Linked DNA regions of Homo sapiens: all the other regions are linked to region 1. Evidence: chromatin contacts called from ENCODE Hi-C data. All regions are on one chromosome and are shown on one strand. The core of a region is the stretch at or near the end of the contact, and the rest is flanking DNA. Distances in the headings are between cores, read along the strand shown. Region 1 holds the start of ST7L (suppression of tumorigenicity 7 like). Region 2 holds the start of SIKE1 (suppressor of IKBKE 1). Region 3 holds the start of LINC01765 (long intergenic non-protein coding RNA 1765).

Region 1 (4,267 bases), core at 1,103-3,602:
ATCGTTTGAGCCCAAGAGTTTGAGACCGGCCTGGGCAACAAGACGAAACCCACTCTCTACAAGAAATACAAAAATTAGCTGGACTTGGTGGCGGGTGCCTGTAATCCCAGCTACTCGGGAAGCTGAGGCAGGAGAATAATTTGAACCAGGGAGGCGGAAGTTGCAGTGAGCCGAGCGAGACTCCGTCTCAAAAAAAAAAAAAAATTGTTTAGTTGTATTGTAACAGGATTTTTGCTTAATTTTATTTGAATAGTAACTATTTGCCTTAGAACAATTTATTATAGATCGATTTCCAGCATAGGCTTATACATAAATGTTTTTGTCCTAAATCTTAAACATGTATGAAGATCAGTTTCCAAATAAGAGAAAATCTAACGCTGTTGTCAATGGCTTGTTAAACATTTCAAAATGGCATGCCATATCTACATATATCAAGTTATTCCGTACAGAGGACTTATGGATCATAACAGTCCCCTTCCCATCCCAACTTCTTATTGAAAAAAACACCCAGGTAGATTTACAGAGCACTCAAGGGGACACATTTTCTAATAGCCACAGTGGGAGACAAATGTCATAATTCTTGTCCAATAAGTTGCCTTGTGAGGTCATTCTAAGTTCTACGTGCCCTAAAACCATGTACTTACTGAAAAGCCTGACAAACTGTTATGAAACTGTGCAACTGTCAGAAGAAAAGTTATTCCACCTTAGAATGTGCTCTTGTATTTAAGACCCTTTTCAAGAAATGAGCATACAAAATGCACACTGACAAATTCAACTGATCAAAGACTCCACAGTGGAGCATCAAAGAAGGCAGGATGCTTTGTTCAGTCTTGAACGTGTTAACATAAGGTTTATTATGTGTTACAGAAAACCTTTCTGGAGGTTAAGAAAATCCATCAGCTATTCTAGATTTGTTAACAAGAAACAAAATTTTCAAAAATTATCGTTAAAAGGGATGTGTCTATAGGGAAAGACTGGTGTTCAAATTCTGAAGCAAATGCCCTGAGGCTCACAGATTTATTATAGCGAATCAGACAGGCGACAGTACAGGAGAAAAGTAGTGCATGTGTAGGGAGATGGACAACATTTGGGACCTCTCCTTGTCGAAGAGTCGTGACAGCAAAATCACTTCCTGAGGAAGGAGGAGCAAAAGGGAAGTTAAGAGGCCATCCTGACCAGGAAGTGACTCGCCCTAAACTAACCCCAATTATATCTACAAATGGGGGGATGGGGTGAGCCCCAACTGCTAAAGGCGGTAAAATAACTGCTTTTTGATATGTCGCAACATAACCACCACCCTCTCGCAAAATTACAGAAAAAAGTCCACAGTCACGATCCAATAAAGGAAACGTCTGTTCCCTTGCAGGGAGGCCCCTGGGCTGTGCCTCAGGCCTGAGAGAAAAGGAGAGTCGAGGAACGAGGAACTGGGGCCACCGTGAGGCAGAGGAAAGCCCCCTAAGAGGGAAGCGTCCCGACTGCGGAGAGCGTATGTCAGCATGGACCAAGAAGCTTCTTTTTCCTGGGGACACTGCTAGGCTCCCAACGCAGCCGGGCCGGGCCCCAGTTCCCTGTCGGGGGAGGAGGTAAGAGAGAGAGGCGGACCCCTTACCTTCTCCTCATCCGACACACGATCATCGAAGTCGGCCATCTTGGGCTGTTCTGGCCCAGCCCGGCTACGGGCGCGAGGCAGGCCGGGAAGAAAGCCGAGTGATGGAATCACCGCGGCGGCCGTCGGAAGGACCCGCCCGGAAACGCCGACCAAGAGGGCCCCATGTCAGTTATGCGCGGGAGTGACGTCTCCTAACGCCAGCGCCCGCGCCCGCGCCCCAGGAAGTAGGGTTTGCCTTAGGTGATTTGAAGTCTAATATCTTTCCCAATGAGTTACACTCATTTCCCATCCATCTAATGGGCGCTGGCAGCGTGTTTCGATTATTCTTGGCTTCTGGCCTCCATCCGACCAAATAGCTGTTGCTACTCCTACAAGTTTTTCTGGTGCCCGTTATCTCCACGACAGCCGAATCCAAAGCTTTAAGAGCTGCTCGGCAGCTGGAACGATCGGTGGCTTTTCCAACCCCGGGGGGGGGGCGGTGTGAAAGGTGACCCTCATTTCGTTTGGAAGCGGTAACACTTCGGGGTCACATCTCAGTCCAGTTCCTCCAGAATAGGCGCTGCTGTCCGCCCCTTCCCTGCCCCACGAAAGAACAGGTAGCCCCAATCTTGAGACACGCTCCTCCACCTTCGAAATCTTCTCGGTCCCGGTTCCCCAGGACTCAGCCTTCACAGAGGCCAACTTCAGGTCCGCCACTATCCCAGGATTCCCGACTCCCGGTTTCCTGTCCTTCTCCCCTCCCAGCTCCTGGCGCCTGCGATAGCGGCAAGATGGCGGACCGTGGCGGCGTGGGTGAAGCCGCAGCTGTTGGAGCGTCTCCTGCATCTGTCCCTGGCCTAAACCCGACGCTAGGCTGGAGGGAGCGACTGCGGGCCGGGCTGGCGGGGACTGGGGCCTCGTTGTGGTTCGTGGCGGGGCTGGGGCTGCTTTACGCCCTGAGGATCCCTTTGAGGCTGTGTGAGAATTTGGCAGCGGGTGAGAGGACCAGACCTCCTGGGGCAGGGCGGGGGGCCAGGAGAGATGTCGGGGGCAAGAGCCAAAGGGCAAGAGATTCTCGGTAGTCCTAGAGGGCCTCTGAGGAGTCGATGATGAGCGATCAAGTGAGTTCTTTTTCTTTTGGGCTGCAACCTTGCAGTTGATTGACAAGCCTGCTGCCGTTACCGGCTCCTCCGTAGAACTCTTAAGGTCCGCCCTCTCTCTTATGTCCTCGTTTTTCCATGGAAAAGCCACCTGACAAGCTATAAGCTTCAGGTATTAGGACAGAAGAGTGTCTCAGATTAGGATACGTAATTTATATTGGCTCCCCCACCTCTGGTAGGATCCCTTAAAAGTCACTACTTTGAGTCTCCCGCTGCCCAGCTGAAAGAACTCATATCCAGGCAACAAAGATGAGCACATCTGTAATTTAAAGATTTCAGAGAAAGAAAATGGCATGATTTTAATTGAGGATTCTCTTGTTTTAAAATAGTTCTGTTAAGAAATCGTTTTCGTGATAGTTTTGTCTGTTCTTTTAGGCTTATCTTGAGTAATAAAATAGTACAGGAAGTGAGAGCGCCACAAACAACAGTGGGTTTGCTAGTTCTTTCGACGTCTGTAGAACACTTGCTACGTATTCTGTGCTGACAATACGAACACATGTAAGAAGTGATGATCCTGATGGATTCTCATATACTGTACTATTCTTTAGCTGTAGACAGGATGAAGTGTTTAGGGCCCAGGTCCCCTTACCATGTGATTATATTTCACTCAAGATCTGAGCAGCAACCTCAGAACAAGATATAAGTATTTCCATTACATGATTCAGTATGGTGGTTGATTTTTCTGAAGCAAAAGGCAGCAAATGTCCCCTTTCCTGTTCAGAGATGACATGAAAGACTGTGAGTTAATGTTCGGAAATATTTTGGTTTTTTTGGAGGATAGGTATCAAGTTCAAATATAACTAGCACTCTAAAATAAGCTAAACTGAAGAGCTAATTTGGCATCTCTGTAACAGGTGAATGAAGTGCTTAACGGTGGTTTCTATGCACAGTGTTACTGATTGACTTGTCATTTATTTTTCTACGTTAACCATATGCAACATTTAGATGAGAATAGTTGATTACTATAGATTTTTCTTTTTTACGTTTCGTGTGTGTGTGTGTGTGTGTGTGTGTGTGTGTGTGTGTGAGAGAGAGAAAGACAGACAGAGTCTCCCTTTGTCACCCAGGCTGAAGTGTAGTGGCAAGATCACTGCAGCCTTGAACTCTTCTGCTTAAGCGATCCTCTGGCCTCAGCCTCCCAAGTAGCTGGGACTGCAGGCGTGCACCACCACGACTGGCTGAGTTTTAAATTTTGCGTAGAGACTGGGTCTATTTTATTTGCCCAGGCTGGTCTTGAACTTCTGGCTACCAGTGATCCTCCTGCCTTGGCCTCCCAAAACTCTGAGATTATGGGAGTGAGCCATCCTACCTGGCCAGATTTTTATTTTCTTTCTAAAACCCACAGTACTTATGAGATAATTATTTGAAGTGAAAAATCTGCTCCAGGATTTCAGTAACTCAGGGAGATTTCTGTTTGTTGCTTTTCTCTTTGAGCCATTTTGCCTCTCTAGCTGATATACCAAATACATATGCTGTTTCCTTCCCTCTAATTTGAGACAGTGGTTTTGTATCCTACCAA
Region 2 (4,130 bases), core at 281-2,780, 2.2 Mb before region 1:
TTGCATTTTGTATAGCTAATTGCAACAAGCCAAGATTACAGCAGCTCAATGCATAGAATTTATAGATAAGTCAATTTTGTAACCCTTGCCTTTTGGTTTTTGCCTCTTAACATTGCTTAAGAGGGGTTTTAAGGTTAATGAGTGCCTGCCCACCTCCTTCCCATCTGACCTAGAACGTTTAATTGGCTGTAACTCTTTTGACTCTAAGTCAGTTGGCCGCAGGAGGGACATGATGGACTCAGGGCAGGTAGCACACCACCCTGGCATTGATATGGGACAAAATTAAAGTTTGGACACTGATACTGTCTCTGGGATACCTTGACCAAAAAAAAAAAAAAAGTGGAATGCTGTTTTGAAGGCATGAGCCTAGCCATTCCCCATCTGCGAGCATTTGATTAGTAAAGCTTTCACCACAGGTCACTTCTCATGTTTTTGGCCTCTAGGCAGCAAGCAGCCAGACGTGAGCCAGTTGCAATAGCAGCATTATTGACAATAGCAAAAGGTGGAAGCAACCCAACTGTCCATCCACGGATGAATGGATAAACAAAACGTGGTATATATATATTATTCAGCCTTAAAAAGGAAGGAAATTCTAACATATGCTACTATATGGATGAAACTCGTGGACATTACACTAAGTGAAATAAGGCAGTTATATAAATACAAATGCTGTATGATTTCACTCATGTCAGGTACCCAGAATAGTCAGATTTGTAGAGACACAAAGTAGAATGGTGGCTGCCAGGAGCTGGGGATAAGGAAGAATGAGGAATTATTGTTTAATGAGTACAGAACTTCAGTACTGCAAGATGAAAGAGTTCTAGAGATGGATGCTGATGGTGGCTGTATAACAATATGAATGTACAACTGAACTGTACACTTATAAATGGCTGAGATATTAAATTTTATGTGTATTTTGCCACAATTTAAAAAAAATTAAATGAAAGTAGGCCAGGCGCGGGGGCTCACACCTGTAATCCCAGCACTTTGGGAGGCCGAGGCGGGCGGATCACTTGAGGTCAGGAGTTCGAAACCGGCCTGGCCAACATGTGAAACCCCGTTTCTACTAAAAATAGAAAAATCAGCCGGCGTGGTGGCGCATGCCTGTAATCCCAGCTACTCGAGAGGCTGAGGCAGGAGAATCGCTTGAACCCTGGAGGCAGAGGTTGCAATGAGCCAAGATCGCGCCACTGCACTCCAGCCTGGACAAGAGCAAGATTCCGTCTCAAAAAAGAAAAAAATAATGAAAATAAAAAGAAACTAACTGTGACTGAAGAACAACCCACATCAATGAAAACCAGTAGGGAAAGGAGACCTTCCCACTGCCCAGCTAATCATAGCCTGACCACCAGGCTGTGGTAACTGGAAACCAACGGCGTGGCAAGTGTAGGTCTGGGGCTCCGCGCAAGGAAGGACTGCAAGGAAGCCGCAGGTTAAAGCGGGTCAACCCGCAAAATAGGCTGCCACTGCGCAGGCGCCCATTGCGCCTACCAAGACACCTTGTAAACGTGCCCGGAAATGACGCCTGTAATGCTGAGACAGACTCCCAGAAGATCTGAGCGAGTCGCGTAGCTGAGCCCGGCAGGGGCTGGGGTGGTGCTGCTGCTATGAGCTGCACCATCGAGAAGATCCTGACAGACGCCAAGACGCTGCTGGAGAGGCTACGGGAGCACGATGCGGCCGCCGAGTCGCTGGTGGATCAGTCGGCGGCGCTGCACCGGCGGGTAGCAGCTATGCGGGAGGCGGGGACAGCGCTTCCGGACCAGGTCAGGCAGAGGGTAGGAGTCCAGTGCTCTCGGATTCTGGGCACTGAAGGGTGGAGAGCGAGGTAAAGTGGGAACTCGGCCTGGAATTTATTCCCGGTCTCAGAGGGCGGCGGTGAGACCATTTTCCTGGGTCGGGGCTGAGAATCCTGCCCTGGAGCCCTAACTTCTGCCTCTTCAGTTGCATCTGCCGCTGTTCTCTTTAAGGCATGCTTAGTCTGTCTCTATTTGTCCAGTATCAAGAGGATGCATCCGATATGAAGGACATGTCCAAATACAAACCTCACATTCTGCTGTCCCAAGAGAACACACAGATTAGAGACTTGCAACAGGAAAACAGAGGTTAGTCAGGCCTTTTCATATCTGGTAATAGTTTAAAGTTATTGCAAAATTGCCCTAAACATTTACAAAAGTGTACATATATTTCCAGGTCAGTACTTTTAGTAGGAGAGTCCTCCTGATCTGGCCCAGTAACAATAAAGTTTGTTAGATTACCCTTTTCAAGGTCATCTGACTAATATTGCAGCAGCTTACCAAAGAGGTGCTGTGTAGAGTTGGTATTATTGCATGGTTTATTTTTAAGCATCCTCAGATGTGTAACAAAAGAGTTCATAGCCTCATGGACTTAAAATTTAATGTTTAAGTATTAATATAAACACTGAAGGTAAGATTTAAGGTTTTGTTTATGTTCTTGTTTGTGCAAGGTGAAGCAGCAGAATTTTATTCTAAGGGTATATATTCTTAGGCTTGATTAGTACATTATTAATGATTGTGGTATTAATAGTTGTTTACCAGAGGGGTTTCACATATATCATTCTACTGTATTCTCATATCTTCATTTTTATCTACCACAATGCAGTTAAGAAATAGGCTCAGAAGAAGCTAAATGATTTACTTATGAGTATTAACCAAGCAAGTTACAGAACTGAACTCAAACACATGTCTTCTGATGATACATCCATTGTTGTTTCTGCAAGACTTTGCTTCTCTGCCTAGAAAGTTACCTTTCACATAGACTTTAACTGTTCAGTTTTGCGGACTTAAACATTGATTTACAACTTTAGATTCATATTATCTATATAGTGTTACAAAATTCCAACTGTTAAGACTTTGGATTTGGGAACTGTCTCTCAGACATCACTGCCAAGTTCTTTTATTTTTTGACAGAGCTATGGATTTCCTTGGAGGAACACCAGGATGCTTTGGAACTTATCATGAGCAAATATCGGAAACAGATGTTACAGTTAATGGTTGCTAAAAAAGCGGTGGATGCTGAACCAGTCCTGAAAGCTCACCAGTCTCACTCTGCAGTAAGAAACTTTGAATAAATTCGAAATGAACCAAATTGAAATCTTGAGATTGTTTTAGATTGTGTGCTTGTTTTTTTGCTTTGTGAGATAGGGTCTGGCTCTTGTCGACCAGGCCGTGGTGTAATGGCACGATCTCGGCTCACTGCAACCTCTGCCTCCTGGGCTCAAGCCATCGTCTCACCTCTGCCTCCGGAGCAGCTGGGACTACAGGTGCACACCACCACGCCCTGTTAATTTTTGTGGGGTTGTTTGTTTGTTTGTTTGTTTGTTTGTTTTTTGGTAGAGATGACATTTCGCCATGTTGCCCAGGCTGGTCTGAAACTCCTGGGCTCAAGCGATCCACCCACGTTAGCCTTCCAAAGTGCTGGGATTATAGGCATGAACCACTGCGCCTGGCCATGTGTGCTTGTTTTTGAAGAAAAGTAAGCTCATTTTCCTTTCATGTTTATCACATTTGTTGTTTATTTTGCCATGGCTTTGTAAAGATATGAATAGAAAGAAGGAGGATAGGGGCTGCTCAGATCCTTTTATTTGAGTGGGACTAAGGTTCCCCCTCCCTCACCAAGATCTCTTTTGAAAATGTTCATTAATTCTTAGCGCTCCCACCAAACATAATGCCAGTTAGTGTTGAAGCTGCCTGGTAAACACTTGGTTGGTTATTACTTATACATTTAACTTAAGCTCCTTGCTTGTAAGGCGCATGAATTCACATTTTATTCCTAACATAGTACCTGACATACAGCAGGCAGTCAGTAAACCTTTTATAAACTGAACCACATAGTATCATACTATGTTGTTAGGGGAGAGAAGTATGGTTTTTTAAAAAAACAAACATGGCATAGTTTCTGTTCTTTGCTAATTTGGGAGACTCAGTAATTGTTCTTATGTTTATAGGTGCTTCATGGTTGTCATTGTACATTCTTGTGTACTGTATCATTTAATTCTAGATGTATAGGGTTGGAGCCTACTACTTCTGTGAGATGTAGTGAAATATAAGCTTCATCTTAAATTCCATTGAATGCATTTTACTGACTTAAAAGTTTTAGGAAACAGATAT
Region 3 (3,757 bases), core at 1-2,500, 2.5 Mb before region 1:
CAGAACACACCACTGAAGGACAATCTGGGCTGGACTTTTTTGTTTTTGTGAAAAGATCATATACAATTTTTTAATGCTTACAAGGCTATTCAAACTTCTAATTTTCATTGAGTGCATTCTGATGTTACTTTTCAAAGGAATCAGTCCATTTTACCTACCTTTCAAATTTATTTGCAGTTGTTTATATTATCCTATTATTATCTAAATCTCTGCAGATCTGGAGTTATTAATCTTTTTTTTTTCCTGACATTGGTTATTTGTGCAATCTCTCTTTTTCTTGATTATTTTCAACAGAAGTTACTGATATATTTAGGTATAAATTTACCATCTCATTGTATGTTTTCAATTTAGTCTACCTGTTTTACATTTCTTTTGTTCTCTGTGATGGTTAATTTTACATGTCAACTTGACTAGGCCAGGGGGGCCCCAAATATTTGGTCAAACATTATTCTGGGTATGCCTGTGAGGGTGTAAATTGGTAGACCAAGTAAAATAGATTACCATTCTTAAAGGGCAGCTCTCATCTGCTCAGCTGAAGGCCTGAATAGGACAAAAGGGTTGACCCTTTTGCAAGTAAAAAGGAACTCCTTCCTGAGTGCTTGACCTGGGACATAGATCTTTTCCTGTTTTTGGACTTGAACTGAAACATCAGCTCTCCTTGGGTCTGGAGTCTGACAGCATTCAGACTAGAACCCCACTATTAGCTCTCCTGGGTCTCCAGCTTGCTGACTGCAGACCTCAGGACTGTCAGCCTCCATAATCACATGAGCCAACTCCTTATAATAAATCTCTTATATGAATATATAATGTCTGACTAATATAGACAATCTTGCACCTTGCTTTAGAATGTAAAGGTACTTAAGTACCTACAATTTTGCTCTCAGCCTTTGGGGCCTCTGTTAAACCTTAAAGTCAACAAGAGAAGTCACATTAAAATTCTGCCAGACTATTACTCAGTAATTTTTTAAACTCTTTCCTAATTTGGATGATTCAAATGGGGATCATCTGTGAGGCACAATAAATATTCAGACTTAGACCTCAGACCTGGATGAGTTATGTTCCTCTCCTTCCCCCAACTGGCTGCACGAGTGAAAACAAAAATGGGCTAGTTGTTCCCATAGGGTCCTATGAAAACAAACAGTTACCTTTTGAGTTTGCTCTCTTCTCTTGTTTCAAAGTCCCCTCTCTTTCTTCACTCATGTCCCCACAAGCAGGTATAAACTTTCTCTCACTAGCAAATAACAGAAACTGAAAAATGATCAAAGGAAGCTACTGCTGCCTGCATGCTGCTGGGAAAACATCGTAAAAGGAGCACCCAGCAACCTGTGACCATGGAGATGGTTTGTAATCAGCAAGCCAGGGCCCTCGCTTTCCTTCCTTCTCTGGGCATCCAATAGACGGTTGGTTTAGAAACTCTGAGCCCACAGACTATTTTCCAACAACAGCTGCATAGCAACAGGGTTCCTATGCTGTAAACCCAGCAGTCAAAAACTGCTCGTGTTTGCTTATCAAAACCAAAGTTACGATAGCAGGCACACCGGGCTTCCTTTTCTAGCAGTAGGGCAGATTTGATATCCTGAACTACCTTCTCGACTGAAACTAAGACCCTGGATAAAATATGTAAGAATGTAAAAATAAAACCACATCGTTGAGCTAGCACAAAAGGAAGAGAATCTACAAAGGCCAAAATGAAGTGAAAGCAAGAACTCGAAGTAAGCAGGCACCAAAGCCACCTTTTGCCCTGGGTTTCGGTTTCGACAGCTGCAACCGCTTGGGGTTTGTGAAGTAAAGCCTAAAATGCCATTAATATAGACAGTGTATTAGGAGACCTCACCCAAACCTGGTACCTCCTCCCAAAGGATACACCCTCAAGGGAAGAGTAGACAAGAAATAAACCCATCATGCAAAAGACGACAAAGAAATGTATACGTTTTGGACTTGGTGTTGGAGTGGGGAAAATCTCCCCTGAGACCTTGTCACCACAAGCCAGCCTTCAAATGGATTTGTTGTCTGAATTAACACTATGGTACTGCCTTGAGATGATTTGCAGAAGGCAAAGAAAATCCTCTCTGGAGGAATAAAATCTCAACTAAGGACTCAAAGAATTCCCACAAATTTCCAAGGAAAGTAAGCAGTTTACAGCTTTAAAAAAATCACATAATACACAAGGAACAAGACACTAAAATCAATACGTAGAAAAGTCCACAGGCAGCAAAGTCTGATCACAGAGAGTTCAGATACTAGGGTTATGAGACATATAATACAAAATGGTACTACAACTCCACCCTTGCTTATTTTCCTTGTTTCCAAATGCAAGCCCCCATCAGTGTCTGGTTCTCAGTCCCATTCTATTTCTGCAGAAACACTGCTCTCGCTTTTCTTCTCCTTCAACCTCTCTCTCCCCAGGCACCTTCCCCCAGGACTATGAACACATTTAAATCTTCCCCATTAAGAAAGGAAGGAAGAAAAGGAAAAAGAAAAGAAGCTTGCTTCCACTCATCTTGCTGCACCACTCACAACTAAGCCTCTTGAAAGAGCAATTGTTCAGAATGGTATTGCCTAGGTTGTCTTCCAGGGTTTCTATACTTTGGGGTTTTACATTTAAGTATTTAATCCATCTTGAGTTGATTTTTGTGTATGTTGTAAGGAAGGGGTCCAGTTTTAATCTTCTGCATATGGCTAGCCAGTTCTCCCAGCACCATTTATTGAATAGGGAGTCTTTTCCCTATTGCTTGTTTTTGTCAGGTTTGTCAAAGATCAGATAGTTGCAGGTGTGCAGCCTCTATTCTCTATTCTGTTCCATTTGTCTATGTGTCTACTGTTGTACCAATACTGTGCTGTTTTGGTTACTGTAGCCCTATAGTATAGTTGGAAGTCCGGTAATGTGATGCCTCCAGCTTAGTTATTTTTGGTTAGGGCTGTCTTGACTATTTGGGCTCTTTTTTGGTTCCATATGAATTTTAAAATAATTTTCATAGTCCTGTGGAGAATGTCAATGGTAGTTTAATAGGAATAGCATTGAATCTATAAATTGTTTTGGGCAGTATGGCCATTTTAACAATGTTGACTCTTCCCGTCCATGAACATGGAAAGTTTTCTATTTGTTTGTGTCATCTCTGCTTTCTTTGAGCAGTGTTTTATAGTTCTCCTTGTAGAGCTCTTTCACCTCCTTTGTTAGCTGTATTCCTAGGTATTTTATTTTTTGTGTGTGGCAATTGTGAACAGGATTGCATTTCTGATTTGGCTCTCGGCTTGACTGTTGTCAGTTTATAGAAAAGTTAGTGATTTTTGCCCGGGTGTGGTGGCTTATGCCTGTAGTCTCAGCACTTTGGGAAGCCAAGGCGGGTGGATCATGAGGTCAGGAGTTTGAGAGCAGCCTGACCAACATGGTGAAACCCCATCTCTACTAAAAATACAAAAAAAAAAAATTAGCCATGCGTGGTGGCGCGTGCCTGTAATCCCAGCTGCTTGGGAGCCTGAGGGAGGAGAATTGCTTGAATCTGGGAGGTGGAGTTTGCAGTGAGCCGAGGTCGTGCCATTGCACTCCAGCCTGGGTGACAGAGCAAGACTCCATCTAAAAAATAATAATAATAAAGAAAAGAAAAGTTAGTGATTTCTGCATATTGATTTTGTATCCTGACACTTGGCTGAAGTTGTTTATCAGCTTAAGGAGCTTTTGGGCTGAGACAATGGGATTTTGTATATATAGGATAATGTTGTCTGCAAACAGGAATAGTTTGACTTCCTCTGTTCCTAT

The links. A loop is a pair of places that touch in the nucleus more often than their neighbours do. Pooled maps may share reads with other maps.
Region 2: a loop to region 1 is called in a pooled map, with 10 times the contacts of the local background. The contact joins the promoter of SIKE1 here to the promoter of ST7L in region 1. A Hi-C loop is called at or near these places in 4 of 50 pooled maps.
Region 3: a map of CD8-positive, alpha-beta T cell shows a loop between it and region 1 (18-fold over the local background). The contact joins the promoter of LINC01765 here to the promoter of ST7L in region 1. A Hi-C loop is called at or near these places in 2 of 168 maps with a recorded cell type or tissue (CD8-positive, alpha-beta T cell and naive thymus-derived CD4-positive, alpha-beta T cell) and 6 of 50 pooled maps.

What each region holds. Positions count from the first base shown.
Region 1 is chr1:112,617,226-112,621,492 of GRCh38, reverse strand. ST7L (suppression of tumorigenicity 7 like) reads left to right here and starts at 2,352. Exons shown (of 15, transcript NM_017744.5): 1 at 2,352-2,584. The coding sequence starts at 2,380. CAPZA1 (capping actin protein of muscle Z-line subunit alpha 1) reads right to left here and starts at 1,661. Exons shown (of 10, transcript NM_006135.3): 1 at 1,610-1,661. The coding sequence starts at 1,648. RefSeq lists enhancers at 1,379-1,828, 981-2,180, 2,289-2,388.
Region 2 is chr1:114,778,085-114,782,214 of GRCh38, reverse strand. It overlaps SIKE1 (suppressor of IKBKE 1), which reads left to right and starts at 1,530. Exons shown (of 5, transcript NM_025073.3): 1 at 1,530-1,766; 2 at 2,000-2,105; 3 at 2,931-3,073. The coding sequence starts at 1,608. RefSeq lists enhancers at 1,148-1,267, 1,508-1,747, 1,212-1,777, 1,778-2,344.
Region 3 is chr1:115,097,140-115,100,896 of GRCh38, reverse strand. LINC01765 (long intergenic non-protein coding RNA 1765) reads right to left here and starts at 1,250. Exons shown (of 2, transcript XR_947722.3): 1 at 1,146-1,250. RefSeq lists an enhancer at 1,140-1,199.